2 separate regions of the Homo sapiens genome follow, and region 2 is linked to region 1. Evidence: chromatin loops called from intact Hi-C (ENCODE). Cell type or tissue: spleen. All regions are shown on one strand. Links, peaks and the distances in the headings refer to the core of each region. The heading gives the core; the rest is flanking DNA. Region 1 has its middle 34 kb from the start of APBB1IP. Region 2 overlaps APBB1IP (amyloid beta precursor protein binding family B member 1 interacting protein).

Evidence for each region. A loop is a pair of places that touch in the nucleus more often than their neighbours do. Peaks named below come from ENCODE experiments on the same cell type or tissue, not always from the same donor. Only the 100,000 strongest peaks of a DNase experiment are listed, where the experiment ranks them.
Region 2: a loop joins it to region 1, with 2.0 times the contacts of the local background. A loop is called at or near these places in 1 of 110 quality-filtered maps.

The regions. Positions count from the first base shown.
Region 1 is chr10:26,400,343-26,408,684 of GRCh38, reverse strand. No RefSeq gene overlaps it. Among named protein-coding and RNA genes, the nearest start is that of APBB1IP, 34 kb to the left of the region's middle. In spleen, for the core only: no CTCF peak of the experiment used is centred there; no DNase peak of the experiment used is centred there.
Region 2 is chr10:26,521,726-26,530,067 of GRCh38, reverse strand. All of the region lies in intron 8 of APBB1IP (amyloid beta precursor protein binding family B member 1 interacting protein), which reads right to left. Among named protein-coding and RNA genes, the nearest start is that of LINC03028, 53 kb to the left of the region's middle. RefSeq lists a silencer at 554-603. In spleen, for the core only: no CTCF peak of the experiment used is centred there; no DNase peak of the experiment used is centred there; H3K27ac peaks cover 4,892 bases.

The sequences.
Region 1 (8,342 bases), core at 205-8,204:
GTATATTAAAAGTTTTTACTGTGTCAAATGTGTCTCTGGCTCTTTTCTATAGTTTTAAATTCTTTTTTACCTTCCTATGCTTTGATCTTCTGATCTACCTCTTCACTCATCCTTTCAGCTCTGTAATCTACTGTTAAACCCAATTGATTTTGTTCATAATTCCAGTTCTATAATTCATTTAAAAACTTAGGTCCATTTTAATAGAGGGTATAGAAATTCATAACTCAAACAATTCATAAAAGCTATTACATACATACTATAAGTTGCACCAAGAGTGCAATAATATAAATCCCGTGGTCTGCAGATAAGAGATACTGCACAAACTGTTAAGATTGACTTTTATATTTTCCCCTCCTTTCTCTTGTCTTTTTTAAAGATCAGTTTCCAGTTCTCTACTGAGTTTCTTCATCATGCCATCTCATTTCTTGAACATATTAATCATAATTATTTTAAAACCTGTGTCTGATGCCCCCGATATCTGTAATTTCCTGTGGGTCTGTTTAATGCTCATAATTTTGGGGGGCATGTGGTCTTATTTATGGTATGAGAGGTAATTGATTGAATGGTGGGCATTGCAAAAAAAAAAAAAAAACAGCTGTAGATATCATTAGAGCCTTTAGATGATGTCATAGTCCTTTGAGTTCTGATTTATTTCTAACCCACTCCCGGATGCAGTCCTTTAGGAATCTTGGGGGGGTCCCACTGAAAAAGCTGAAATATCCCTTTAAATCTCTCTTGTTTGCTGGGTTCTCACTTTAATTTGGTCTCCCATCTCAGTAAGAGTGTCAGTTCCTCAGTTTCTGACCTAATTGCAGTTTGTTAATCAGCAAATCCCTCAAGAGGAATAATTGCTTGAATATGGAATTCTATACATCCCTTCTTTCTGCAATCTTGCATTCTCAAGTGCTTGTTACTTTTGTACCTTCTCTGTGCCTTCTATGTCTGTAAGAGGTTTCAAAAATATTTTGTTTGCTTTCTACTAGTTGTCAAGGGAAGGGTTGCTAGTGAGCCATTACTAAAAACATCAATTAGAATGTTTGACTTGCAAGGACCTTTGATGATGACTAACTGATCATGGGATCCCTTTAGACTCTATTCCTCCAGGCCTGGGCCCTCTGCTCTCTTCAGTCTGTCTTCTCATGCGTGACTCACTGTGGACAGGCACACAGAGGGAAGATGTAAAGGGAGCATGGAAGGCAGCTAAGCTTGGCCTCCAGGCTCCTGCCTTCCACATATTCAGCTGGCGCAATAGCCCAACATTAAGAAATTTTAAAACATCAGGAAAATGAATGAAAAGAAAGTAGGATGATGGAAAGGGATAGTTGAAATTAATAAAAATAAATATTTTTCAGAAAATGTAAATTACAACAAATACTTGTTTCTTAATTTACTTTCAGTTAATAATTTATTCTTTTTAGAGACAGAGTCTTGCTATGTTGCATAGGCTGGAATGGAGTGGCTACTCACAGATGTGATTATAACACACTACAGGCTCTAACTCCCGGGCTCAAGTGATCCTCCTGCCTCAGACTCCCAAGTAGCTGGGACAACAGGCTTTTACTTTTTTAAAAAGCAACCAAAACCCTCAAACAAATAAAAATAAAACCTTGACAATCCTGATTAAGGAAAAAAAGAGACAAAAGAGAATAATATTTGAAATGAGATTTGGAAGAAATTAAGTAAGTACATAAGAATATAATAAATAATTCCATAAAATACTTCTGGAAATTGAAAGAAAATGGATTACCAATATATTAACTCTTAAAATTACTCCATGAGGGTGCAGAAAACATTAAAAGGTTATTTGCCATGGATGATACTGGAAATGCTGACTTCTATATTTAACAAAAAGGTTCAGACTCAAATGCTGTTATAACTGAATTAACTCAAACTTCTAAAAAATAGGCTATTCCTATGTTAATCCACCCTAATCCATAGAAATCATGGAGATGTCTCTAATGCAGTTCACCTTAGAATAATTTCAATATCAAACTCTGAAAAGATAGTATAAAAGATACAAGAAGTACAAATGAATTTCTATTTTGTCTAGATATAAAATAATAAAATATTGAAAATCAAATCTAGCTGTATATTGAAAGAAGACTGTATCATGCTCAGAAGAATTCATCCCAGCAATGCATGGATGGTTTAGTGTTAGAAGACCTAGTAACATAATTCCGTATATCAATGCAGGAAAAGACAAGTACGTGTTTTTAGCTCCAAATCTCATAAATTCATTTAATAAAACACAGCTGTCATTCCTAGCATAAATTTTATAAATTTTTAGTAATGTAGGAATGGAAATACATTGCTTAAACATAATAAAATAAAATCACAAAACCCAATTGACAAATGATACTAAATTGTGTAATGCTGCAGCCATTTTAAATTTAAGAATAAGACAGATATGCCCACTCCTAGTGCAACTAGTCAATATTGTTCTTGAAGTTATAACACAGTAATCATTATAGTTAATATAATAATAAATATAAAATACACAAAAACAGTAACTCAATAGTTAGTATGAATGTGAAAGAGGCAAAATTATACATGCAAATAGTATAAGCAGTAAACTTAAGAAACATCTAGAATTAATAACATTATTTGGTGAGGTAGCTGGATGTAAGGTAACTATTCAAAGCCCGGTAGTTTTTTCCTTCTGGTAATAAACAGCTACAAATAGACTTGAAAATAGAATACATTTTTTTTTTTCATAATTGTATCCAAAAAGTTAACAAAAAAGGCACAGGACCTTTATTTAAAAAAAACTATAATACCTTCTTGATAAATAATAAGGAACAAGTGAAACGGGCTAGATGGGAAGACATGGTATCATAAATAGGTCAATACTTCAAAATTACTAAAATTCCAATTAGAATGTAACTTTTTGGTAATAAACTGGATAAAAATAATTACAAAATTAGTACTGAAGCATAGATATCCAAAATAATCTAAGAACATAATGAAAAAAGGAAAAATACTAGTAAGTAAAAACCTGGCTTATCAGTTATTAAAGCTTGCCTAAGATTTTAATTGGTGACAGAAATAAAGTGGTTAGTGGAAGAGTCTAAAGAATCCAGAAACAGATCTAAATATATATGATACTTTAACCCATGGCAAAAATGGTGTTATAGTTTGAATGTGTCTCCCAAAGATTCCTGTGTTGGAAACTTAATCCCCCTGCCCTCATGTAGAGATTAATGCTGCTGTCACAGTAGTGGGTTCATTATTGCAGGAGTGGCTTTCGTATGAAAGCGAGCACTCTCTGACTCTCTTGCTTCTGCCCTCTTGCCATGTGACACTCTCTGCTCTGCTATGATGCAGCAGGAAAGTCCTCACCAGGTATCTGAGCCATGCTCTTAAACTTCCCAGTCTCCAGAAACATGATGAAATAAATTTTCCTAGAAAATCAGTCTATGGTCTTCTGTTACAGCAATAGAAAACAGACTTAAGATAGAAGGCATTTTCACTCTATCTATACATTAGATAAATAGATAGATAGATAGATGATAGATGAATATAGGTAGATGTATATATTTAAATATATATCAAATTAATATAACATTATATATATATCTGGGGAGATAAATGATAAGAAACTCAAAGCTAGAGCCCTTTCTCATACTATATACAAAAATAACAAATATTTAATATCAGAAAACAACAAATGATTAGAATAAAAATTTGGAGAGCAAATTTTCAATGGTGAAATGCTCCCAAACAAACCAGTAAACTCAGTAATCAGAAAGATATATTTGTTTTGTTACATAAATACTTTTAAAAATTCATGGCAAACACATGAACAAACAGTAAATAAAAATACTAAGAAATGGGAAATATATTTTCAACAGATATGACAGACAAAACTATTAATATTCACAATAGAAATAATTTCTCTAAATCAGTAAGAGAAAACACATAAGAAAAAGGGCAAAAGTGATTCATAGAAGATACAATGTAAATATCCAATAAACATATAAAAAGACACTCAAACTTTCTAGAAGTCAAGTAAGTAAAATTAAACCAGGAGAATAATTTTTTTTTTTTTTTTTTTTTTTTACTTTAAGTTCTGGGATACAAGTGCAGAACATGCAGGCTTGTTACATAGGTATACGTGTGCCATGGTGGTTTGCTGCACCTATCAACCTGTCATCTAAGTGTTAAGCCCCACATGCTTGAGCTATTTGTCCTATTTCTCTCCCTCCCCTCGCCCCCCACCCCTTGACTGGTGCTGGTGTGTGTTGTTCCCCTCCCTGTGTCCATGTGTTCTAATTTTTCAACTCCCACTTATGAGTGAGAACATGCAGTGTTTGGTTTTCTGTTCCTGTTTTAGTTTGCTGGGGATGATGGCTTCCACCTTCATCCATGTCCCTGCAAAGGACATGGTCTCATTCCTTTTTATGGCTGCATAGTATTCCATGGTGTAAATGTGCCACATTTTCTTTATTTAGTCTATCATTGATGGGCATTTGGGTTGATTCCATGTCTCTGCTAATGTAAATAGTGCTGCAATAAACATATGCGTGCATGTGTCTTTATAGTAGAATGATTTATATTCCTTTGGGTATATACTCAGTAATGGGATTGCTGGGTCAAATGGTCTGTTTCTAGATCCTTCAGGAATCACCACACTGTCTTCCACAATGGTTGAACTAATTTACATTCCCACCAAAAATATAAAAGCATTCCTATTTCTCTAGAAAATACATTTTTCATCATCAAATTGACAGACGAAAAAACAAAAAAGAAATGAAGTGGGGAGAGATCCCATTTTGTGCTGTCAGGAGTACGGGGAGGCAGGTGCTCTCTTACCTGGCTTCTGACAGCAGTGAATTGCTGCATCCTTGCTGAATGTAATCTGAACATCTCTATGAAATAAAAAAAAATCTATTCTCTTTGGCACAGGAATTTTAGTTTAGAAATCTTTCCTGTGAAAATAACAGCAGTGTTATGAAAAACCATATGTTCCAGGATATTTATTACAGCTTTGCTTGTCATGGCAAGAAAACTGAAAATGATTAAGCTGTCTATCAATTAGTGAATGGCTGAATTAGAATAATGTTAATATGCCAAAGACAAATCCCTTCATAAAAAGATACTAATAGGGATCCATGTCATGTGACCTTGCTAGTGCAACAGAGATTGTTCCGGGGTGGAAATGCCCTGACTGTAGATCTAGGTTTTTTTTATTTATTTATTTTATTTTTTATCTTTTTACTTTTATTTTACTTTAAAGTTCTGGGATACATGTGCAGAATGTGCACTTTGTCACATAGCACCTTGTGCCATGGTGGTTTGCTGCACCTATGAACCTGTCATCTAGGTTTTAAGCCCCACATGCATTAGGTATTTGTCCTAATGCTTTCCCTCCCCTTGCCCCCCACCACCCCCGACAGGCCCGGGTGTGTGGGTGTGTGATGTTCCCCTCCCAATGTCCATGTATTCTCATTTTTCAACTCTCACTTATGAGTGAGAAAATGTGGTGTTTGTTTTTCTGTTTCTGTGTTAGTTTGCTGAGAATGATGGCTTCCAGCTTCATCCATGCCCCTGCAAAGGACATGAATTCATTCTTTTTTATGGCTGCATCGTATTCCATGGTGTAATGTGCCACATTTTCTTTATCCAGTCTATCATTTGTGGGCATTTGGGTTGGTTCCAAGTCTTTGCTATTGTAAATAGTGCTGCAATAAACATACGTGTTCATGTGTCTTTATAGCAGAATGATTTATAATCCTTTGGAAATACACCCTGTAATGGGATTGCTGGGTCAAAAGGTATTTCTGGTTCTAGATCCTACAAAGTCTAGTTCTTTACTTTGAGTTCTCTAGACATGATTGTATTTAAATGTTTGAGTTAATCATGATCTGTTCTGCCTTGCTTAGGTATGCAGTTTGGAAATTCTTTGTGATAGAGGGAGCCTTGAGTAGCTATGCAGTTAAATTATCCTGGAGTTTTGCACAGGCTAAACAGAGGTGGTTTATCTCTATAATACATTTGTATGTATTCAGATATAATTTATATACTGACATGCATCTATATATCACAATATATTTGATATAGACATGATATAGACATCATATATATACATATATATGATACATATTGGCAAAGGTGGGGAATGTCCATTGTTATGGTTAACTATGAAAAGCAAACTGCTGAGAAATATCTATAACATGATCCCACTGTTGTCAGAACAGATACATGCCCCATATACATGTCTCCATATATTTGCATTTGTTCATATGAGTTTGAAGGAATTTGCCAAGAAATTCCCACTTGCTTCTTAACATTGATTTCCTCAGAGCAATGGGCCTATAGCTGGATAATATCAGAGATATTATGACTTCTTTTCTTTATATATCTCGGATGTTCCCCTGTTATAATGTGCATGTATTATTTTAACTCATTTTTTCATAAGATTCATTAAAAGGCTAGTTTATTTGCTCATTGAGGGAGGACAGGAGGAAGGAATTTGAGATTTTGAGAAGCATGTTGGGAGACTGCAAAAAGCCAGGGAGCAATTTGAGTAGGAAACGTGAGGAATTTTGAGGACACATTGAGGGACCATTTGAGGATGGGGATCATGAATTAATGGAGACTACCAAGAAACCCTGGCATGGGACTCTCTCTAGCAAGGCTTTCCTGAGCCGTGGAGAAAGCAGCACCTTACAAACCCCAAATGGGACTACAAAAAGACACTGGGACAAGAGATTTAAAGCTTTTTTTTTTTTTTTTAACATCTTACTGAAATGAATGACCATTAGCTCTAAACTGATTTAGTATAAAAAGGAAGGAAAGAGGCCAACAATTTGGAGAAACCAGAGCAGTCAATGGATTGGTTTCAGTGAGACTGAAGAATAGTGGAAAAAGTTGAACATATATGTTTTAGGTTATGTTCATGGGTAGGGGTAATATTAAAAATATTTAATGACTGTAAAAAAAAAAGGTGCTGACCAATCAGAATGATGTCTGGATCATCGGAAGTTGGAATGATGCCTGGTCTATTGGCGCAGAGCACTCAGTTTGCCACACAGGGGGGTGCAGCCTGAATTGCACACCTCATACGGGATGGGCAGGAGAGGAGGAGTCGAGATAATGATCATTAGAGGTAAGGAGATCAAGGAACTGAGGGATCAGGATTTTGTCTGGATTGTCCTTGTGGACACTGAGGTCACATCACATGACAGCAGGAAATGAGATGTAAAGCAACTGTGAGCCAGTCGTCCAAACCTTCAATGAGTGAGTGGGATGGGCTGGAGGCTGGCTGGTGGATGACAGTGGCAAGGAGGGGAAAAAATGGCAGAGCCTTGTGCAGAGTTGTGTGAGGTAGGAGAGAACGGGTAGCCATGGTTGGGCAGGCTGCAAGACCAGCCAGGTTGTAGGTAAGGCTAAGAGGTGAATGCTTCCAAGGAATTTATACTCTAGTAAGGGAGACAGATGAGAAGGCGATAATAATATGGTATGTTAAGTGTAGGAGTGTAGGATGCTATGAGAGCATACAAGAGTAACTTATAGGCAGGGTGCAGTGGCTCATGCCTGTAATCCCAGCACTTTGGGAGGCCAAGGCGGGCAGATCACGAGGCCAGGAGATCGAGACCATGCTGGCTAACACGGTGAAACCCCATCTCTACTAAAAATACAAAAAATTAGCTGGGCATGATGGCATGCGCTTGTAGTCCCAGCTACTTGGGAGGCTGAGGCAGGAGAATGGCTTGAACACAGGAGGCAGAGGTAGCAGTGAGCTGAGATCACACCACTGCAGTCCAGCCTGGGTGACAGAGTGAGACTCCGTCTCACAAAAAAAAAAAAAAAAAAAAAAAAAAAGAGTAACTTATAACCAAATCTTAGGTGCTTCTGAATGAATGAGGTGTGAAAAATGAAACTAATAAAATATTATAATAAAATATACCTATAAAGTAATAATAATCACAATGATAGCTTAACACTTATTGAGGGCTTAGCATGTGCCTCACCAGGTACTGGGCTGTTTTTTTTTTCCTTAATTCTTATCCCTATCAGATAATACAATTATTCCTCCTCAATTCACAGACAAGGAAACAGAGAAATCAAGTGCCTTCCTCAATAGTACAGTGGTGTAGTGCTCGCTAAGATGCCCAGGTCCCCAGCAGGTTGGAGTGCTGCCAGCGAATAGCCAGCAACCAGAAGCTCTTTCTGGAAATTGCCCTCATCTGTAGAGAGGTGTCTGGCCTATGATCACCACCCACTTCAGAGCACTGGCTACATCCAATAACTGGTCCACATGTGAGCAGAAAGTTCTGGCCCCTTTGCTGCAACCTGGGACAACTCTGAAGGGCCATCCCAGTTGCTCCCTGTGGAGTTGG
Region 2 (8,342 bases), core at 182-8,181, 120 kb before region 1:
TCGCCCATTCATACAAGAGTGATTTCAAGGTGCTGCTAGAAAGCAAACCTTGGCTTAGGAAGGCCAGATATTTGAATCACGTATGATGAACTGGAAGCATGAACAGAGAGCATAATGAAGACTCCAAACCCGGGTGCGGTGGCTCACGCCTGTAATCCCAGTACTTTGGGTGGCCAAGGTGGGTGAATCACCTGAGGTCAGCAGTTCGAGACCAGCCTGGCTAACATGGCAAAACCCTGTCTCTACTAAAAATACAAAAATTAATTGGGTTTGGTGGTGGGCGCCTGTAATCCCAGCTACTAGGGAGGCTGAGGCAGAAGAATCACTTGAGACTGGGAAGTGGAGGTTACAGTGAGCTGAGATCATCCCACCGCACTCCAGCTTGGGTGACAAAGCAAGACTCCATCTCAGGAAAAAGGAAAAATTAAAAGAAAAAAAAAGACTCCAGAGCAAGTGTTTGTCATCATCCTTATCTGGGAAAGACAGAGCATCTGTCACCCTCTGCAGGGAAGAACCTGTCTAAACTGTGAAGGGCCACATTTCACCAGGGTGCCCTAAAGAGGCAGGATGTATAGCTGTACCTTTCTCTGAGAACTTTCTCTGACATACTTCTGACTTTTTCAGCTTCAGAATATCCTTCTAAGTGACCATGCTACACTGTTTTTGTTTTTTCTTTTAATGAAATAGCAAAAAACACAAAGCAAATCTGTGCTGGAGGAGGGCAGTCCTTAGAATAAGAATAATTCTTAGAATAATAAGACTGATTGCTTTCGGATCGGAACTTCCACCTGCGGTGTGGGCGCCCACTCAATGCGGGCTGTTCTGTAGAAGTAGTGAGCAGAACTCAACGTTTAGTCATTATATCCTGCAAATGGAAACTGGGTAAACCTGAGTCGAATAATAAAGGAACTTTAAAATGGGAAATGAGACTCTTGGTCATAGCTTGCTCTCTTTTCTCACAGCTTCTGGGAGTGCAACATTTGGGGACAGCTGGATAGGAAAGAAACAGCAAATACTTTTTAAAAATCTTCTTGGAATAAAGAGTAAATCAAGCAAACAGTTATCAGTTCGTGAAGAAATATTTGTGAGTACCCTTTATACATGTAAAACATCCCTGTTCTTTCTTTGGGGAGGGACATATCTCACTCTGTCACCTATGCTGGAGTGCAGTGGCGTGATCATGGTTCACTGCAACCTCCGCCTCCCAGGTTCAAGCAATTCTCCCACCTCAGCCTTGCAAGTAGCTGGGGCTACAGGCACATGCCACCATGGTCAGCTAATTTTTAAATTTTTTGTAGAGATGGGGTCTTGCTATGTTGCCCAGGCTGGTTTGAAACTCCTGAGTTCAAGGGATTCACCTGCCTCGGCCTCCCAAAGTGCTGGGATTACAGGCGTGAGCCACCATGCCTGGCCTCAAATCCCTGTTCTTAAGAAGGTTGCTATCACATGGAGAAGATAAATACAGATCGATCATAGTGAGATGGACAGATGACTCTATATCTGTCAATGGGGAAGATATAAGAGACTACAAAAATTCAAAATGAGCCACAGTCTAGAGATTTTCAGGAAGGAAGAAATTACTATGGACTGCGATGGTCAAGAAAAACTTTACAGAGGGGGTCAAAGTTTGAACGAGGCCTTGAAAGCTGTTCAATGTTCTGGTAGGGAAAAAAAGAATAAGAATAGATTTCCAGGGAGGAGAACAAGCATGCACAAAGGCACAGAGGTGTCTTTGGAGCACTAGTGAGCAGCCAGTCAGGCTAGAGCTATGGGGTTAATGCAGTTCACTGAGTGAAGATCAGACCATCGCTCCCAGTTCTCTGCTCGCTGTCAGGTGACTGGGCAGTAACTTCCCCCAGAATGGGTGAAGCTTATTTCCTTGCTTCACTTACGTTGGGTTTGGCCATGTGACTTGCTTTGACCAAAAGAATGTGGCAGATGGGACGATGCATGGATTCTAAGCAGAGAGCTTGAGGTGCAGAGTGTGTTTCTGTCATTTGCCTGTACTCTTCCCATTGACCGTGGGAAGAATATGTCAGAGTTCTGTGCTATCCAGGGACAATAAGAGAGGCGTGGGGCCAGGCGCAGCGGCTCATGTTTGTAATCCCAGCATTTTGAGAGGCCAAGGCTGTTGGATCACCTGAGGTCAGGAGTTCGAGACCAGCCTGGCCAAGATGGTGAAACCCCATCTCTACTAAATATACAAAATTAGCCGGGCCTGGTGGCACATGCCTGTAATCTCAGCTACTTGGGAGGCTGAGGCAGCAGAATCGCTTGAACCCGGGAGGCAGAGGTTGCAGTGAGCCGAGATCGTGCCATTGCACTCCAGCCTGGGCCACAGGAGCAAAACTCCATCTCAAAAAAAAAAAAAAAAAAAAAAAAGACATGGACCTACCTAAATCTAAGTCTAAGTCATACTCTGGAGCTAAGGACAGGGAGCCTGCAGACCCTGGAGAGAGGAAATGTCTGTTTCTGCAAACCAGTGGGATTCTGAGATAGTATTTTTTTCTTTTTTTTTTTTTTTTGAGACAAGGTATTGCTCTGTTGCCCAGGCTGGAGTGCAGTGGATCATAGCTCACTGCAGCCTTGAACTCCTGAGCTCAAATGATCCTCCCACCTCAGCCTCTTGAGTAGCTGGGACCACAAGTGCATGCCATCACACCCAGCTAATTGTTTGATTTTTGCAGAAACTGGGATCTCACTATGTTTTCCAGGCTGGTCTTGAATTCCAGATTTCAAGTGATCCTCCTGCTCTGCCTCCCAAAGTGTTGGGATTACAGGTGTGAGCCACCATGCCTGGCCTCTAAGGTTGCCTTTCATGCATCAATACACTGACTAATCACACACGCCCACACTGGCTGGTGAGAGGATCCAGGGCACCGAAGTCATGGGTAGACCTTCCTTTAACACATTAGCCCATGCTGGGGACCATAAAGGTGATTACTGTATAACTTTCCTTCTAACCACACCTGGTCCTGGATGGTCAGAGACTGCCCTTGGTGGGCTGAGGGAGGCTGGAAGGGAATGGAAGAATGATGCCACAAGGTATTAATACTTTTCTCCCACAATAGCTGCCAGGCTGTGGCTGAGACACTTCTACACCTGGGCAAAGAAGTTGTGTTTCTGTCTCTGCTCCTCACTCATGCAGCCACCAGTAGAGTATAATCATCATCAAATTTCAGTTAAGAAACAGAATAATCTGTGGAATAAAAGTTGCCTAAAATATCAATAGTGATTATTGTTAAAGAGTGAGATTATGGGTGATTTAGATTTCCTTCCTTATATTTTTCTGAATTTTCCAACTTTTCCTTTTATGATAAATTGATATTATTATTATTATTATTATTTTGAGACAGAGTCTCACTCTGTTGCCCAGGCTGGAGTGCAATGGTGTGGTCTCGGCTCACCGCAACTTCCGCCTCCCGGGTTCAAGCGATTCTCCTGCCTCAGCCTCCCGAGTAGCTGGGACTACAGGCACACGCCGCCATGCACGACTTGTTTTTGTATTTTTAGTAGAGACAGGGTTTCACCATGTTGGCCAGGATGGTCTTGATCTCCTGACTTCGTGATCTGCCTGCCTCGGCCTCCCAAAGTGCTGGGATTACAGGCGTGAGCCACCATGCCTGGCCAGATATTATTTTTAAGTTAGCAAAAGAAAGTTATTAGAATAAATAAAAAGTAGCACAGTAAGGAACTTATCTGAGGAAATTACTTGAGGCACAATCTTACATGAACTTACTTTACCTCATGTAAGTTTGCGCCTTACGTGAACTGACTTTACCTTATGTAAGGTTGTGCCTTACATGAACTGACTTTACCAATTCCTTTTCTGAAAAAGAGATTCTTAGGGCTTCTAGCAATAAGAATGGCTTACGTTAATACCAGAATGATTTTCCATGTTCATACTCAGTCCTCAATTCTCAGATCTCTATTTTGGTTTCAGGTGACAGGGTTTAGGACACGCTATCCCAAACTATGGCACCTTGTCATTTGAGAAAACAGCAGAAGCAGGAAGGTCCCTCTCACCTTTTCCTGTCCTTCTCTGAAGCAGGTCTTAAAAGAATCCTCTGACCTTTCTCTAAAGTAAGTCACAGGATCCTTGTGAGACAGGCGCCCACCCTATACCCAGAGGAAAGGAATGTCCCTGTCTCTGAAGACACAGGGACCCAGAGAAGAATTGGAACAGGCCTTGCCAAGTTTCCCTCAGTTTATTTCCATTAGATCATACAGTTTTGTCCTGCAATCACACTTCTGCACGACTGTCCACAAAAATACCCACTTCTTCCTGTTTCTTCAGATCTTCATTTCTGAAAGCTCCTGTGTTACTTACATTAAATAAATTTCTGTGCTTTTTTTGTTGTTGGTAATCTGTCTTTTGCAATAGCGACCTCAGCCATAAACCTAGCAATGGGTTAGAAAACAGCTCTTTCTCCCCTACACAGGCAATGTCACTGATTTTTGTACAGTAGGCTTCTAAACTAAAGCTGCCTTTATGAGGATAATACTGTTCTACTGCCCCGGCCCACTTTCCCAAAAGAGACCACATCCCCTGTGCAAGAGAGTCTCTGTAGGGGAGAAAAAGTCTTACCTTTTCCTCACCCATTGCAGAGGTCATGGCTGATACCCCTAGAACAAGAGAGAGAGTAACAAGAGAAAAGCAACACAAATTCATCTAACCAAAGTTTTACGTGACATTGGAGCCTTCAGAAATCAAGACCCAAAGAAGCAAATTATGTATTTTTATGCTAAGTAGAAGACTGAACTCTGAGCTTTCTTTTTTTCTTTTTTAGACAGATCTCACTCTGTCACCCAGGCTGGAGTGCAATGGCATGATCACGGCCCACTGCAGCCTCGACCTTCTAGGCTCAAGTGATCCTCCCACCTTAGCATCTTGAGTGGCTGGGACTACAGGGATGTGTCACCCCGCCCAGCTAATTTTTAATTTTTTTATAGAGATGAGGTCTCACATGTTGCCCAGTCTGGTCTCAAACTCCTGGGCTCAAGTGATCCTCCTACCTCCTAAAGTGCTGGGATTACAGGTGTGAGCCACTGTGCCTGACTTTTTTTTCTCTTGCCAGGATTCCTTTTTTTATAAAAAAAAAAAAAAAAAAAGAAAGAAAGAAAGAGAAAGAAAAAGAAAGAAATGCATAGATTATATGCAATCTTGCCCAAATTCCTTCCTAAGGGCCAGGGGAGTCATAACCTATAAACCACAAAATCTCGTGAGACAGGTTTTTAATTAACCCTGTAGAGTGTAGCTTACTTTCCAACCTGATTCTGTTATAGTATCACATAAGAGACAGCAGACCTCCTTATCTTCACTTAGGCATTCCTTTCTGTTGACTTCAAGTCTTTAGATAAAGCTCAGTTCTTTCAACCAATTGCTAACTCAAGAATCCCTAAAATCCACCTATGACATGTAAGTCTCTGCTTTGAGATGCCCTGCCTTTTTGGGAACCAATGCATACCTTCCACATATTGATTTATGATTTTACCTGCAATTCCTGTCTCCCTGAAATATATAAAACCAAACTGCAAGCCAACTGCCAGGGGCATACTTTTTCAGGACCTCCTGAGACTGTGTAATTTGAGCTCAATCACTCGTATTGGCTCAGAATAACCCTCTTTAAATATTTTGTCATAATTTGTTGTTGTTTTTTTTTCATCATCAATCTGATGAAAGAAGTGGGTAATTACGGAGAAACATGATCTAATGGCAATAAACTGGGGGAGCTCAGCAAGGCCTGTTTATTTTGATTTGTTTCTGTGTCTCTGTGTGACACTCTTTACCCCCCGGGTATGGGGCAGGACGCTTGCCACAGGAGGACCTTCCAGGGGCAAAGGGAGGAGGTCAGAGAGTGATCTTTCTAGGTTTCGTGGCTTGCTTTGGGGAGAAGAAGTTGAGTTTCTATAATCTGCTTCAGGGGATAAATGCGGGAAGGAGAAAGGAGGGTGGGAGAAGGTCACAGAGATCGTCTGGCTTCTTAGAAGGTCCTTCTAATCTCCTTCGGTTTAAAGTACTCAGCATGCCACGGTGCCATAGTTTAGGGGCACTGTGTTCTGAGTGCTGGCATCCACCTAGGGCCTATTGACTGTTGAAGATGAGAAATGATGACATAAATTATTATTTCATAATAGGCACAATGGCTTTGTAAAGCAGAGGACAGTTAACCATGGGGAAGCCTGAGCCACTCATAGTGAGCCACCATTCAAGGCCAGGGTCTTTCTTTTTTTAAGAAATTTATTTATATTTTATTTTTTTTTAAAGAAATGAGGTCTCCTGTGTTTCCAGGCTGGTGTTGAACTCCTAGCCTCAAGTGATCCTCCCACCTTGGCCTCCCAAAATGCTGAGACTGCAGATGTGAGCCACTGTGGCTGGCCTTGGCCAAGGGTCTTTCAACTGTGTCCCCCCGCCCCTCCATGTCCTATAATTACATGAAGCCCCTCCAAGAGCATGCTGTGCAAATTGTCACATCCTCAGTCTTGAAGTGTACCATTTTCTAAAGTGGACCTGCCTGAGAATGGACGGCCCCTTTCACAGTTGCCTTTTTGCATGTTAGAAAGGAAAATCTCACCTGCACCCACACAGAATCTTACTGCCCCAGGGTAAGGCTCAAAGGCCCTAAACAAAAGGACAACTTGAAACACCAGTGCAGAGAAAGAAGAAGACTCATCACAAATCCTTTTGGAAGTCATGTGGATTCTAATTCTTTGCTTTCAACATAATAGAAGGTACCTAATTATCTGGTCAGCTAATGGATGAAAAGAACCATCATTGATCCTCCTGTGGCTTTTGGCTAGTACCTTGGAAGGAGTTCAAAGAATTGAATGGCATTCTTCTGTTCCCATCTACTTATTTATGTGAACAAGGTTTCTCAATATAGAAAGTACTCAACATCTGTAAAAATGAAAAACTGGAATGTAATTGATACGGAAATTCATCCTTTGATCCTGGAATTAACCAGGGGGAAAATGGCTCCACCTAATCTATTTCTAACATTAAGAGATGTCCCCTCCCCATTGTTTTTTTCTTGGTTTTTTTTTTTTTTTTTTTTTTGGAGATGGAGTTTCATTTCACTCTTGTCACCCAGGCTGGAGTGCAATGGCACGATGTTGGCTCACTGCAACCTCCACCTCCCGGGTTCAAGCGATTCTCCTGCCTCAGCCTCCCGAGTAGCTGGGATTACAGGTGTGTGCCACCATGCCCAGCTAATTTTTTTTTGTATTATTAGTAGAGACAAGGTTTCATCATGTTGGCCAGGCTAGTCTTGAACTCCTGACCTCAGGTGATCCAAAGTACTGGGATTACAGGTGTGAGCCACTGTGCCTGGCCTCCCATTTTTGCTTTTTATATTTAATTAATATCAACATTTATAATAAAAAAAGGTTTCCATGTTGTTTTGGTCAACTGTGATTTTTTAACCCTTAAGTGTCCTATGGTGACAGAAAAGAAAAGCTCACCCATCAATTTGTAAACATAATTAGTTGAAGAGGAGTATGGGACAGAGAATAATAAAAGACTTTTCAGCATATCAATATATTACAATAGGATAAATCTTTGTGGAGAAAATGAAATGAGAACAGTTCAAAGGGAAAAAAAAGGAACAATATAAAATGTCCCAAATGTTGAAAAAAGCTTACTGTACATCACCAAAAGTGAAGATTAATGTCAATTATGGACTTTGGGTGATAATAACGTGTCAATGTAGATTCATCAACTGTGACAAATGTGCCATGCTGGTGGAGGGTGTTGATAGTGGGGGAAGCTGTGTGTGTGTGAAGGCACGGGATATATAGGCACTCTTTCTATTTCTGTCCAATTTGACTGTGAATCTAACTGTTCTGAAAAGAAAGTCTATAAAAAAAATAAAAACTTATTCATGTGCTTCTTAAAAAGATGATGGTGGGAATCAAATTGTCATGGAACTGTATTTAGATTCCGTTGAATAGTTTTTTTAAACTGTCAACATTCAAAATATGTTGGACATGGCATTCTTCGTATCTATTTAAACTTGTAGGCTGGGTGCAGTGGCTCATGCCTGTAATATCAGCACTTTGGGAGGCCGAGGTGGGCAGATTACATGAGGTCAGGAGTTCAAGACCAGTCTGGCCAACATGGTGAAACCCCATTTCTACTAAAAATACAAAAATTAGCTGGGCATGGTGGCGCATGCCTGTAATCCCAGCTACTCAGGAGACTGAGGCAGGAGAATCGCTTGAACCTGGGAGGCAGAGGTTGCAGTGAGTCGTAATCATGCCACTACACTCTAGCCTGGGTGACAAAGCAAGACTCCATCTCAAAAAATAATAATAATAATACTTAATAAATAAACTTGTGATGA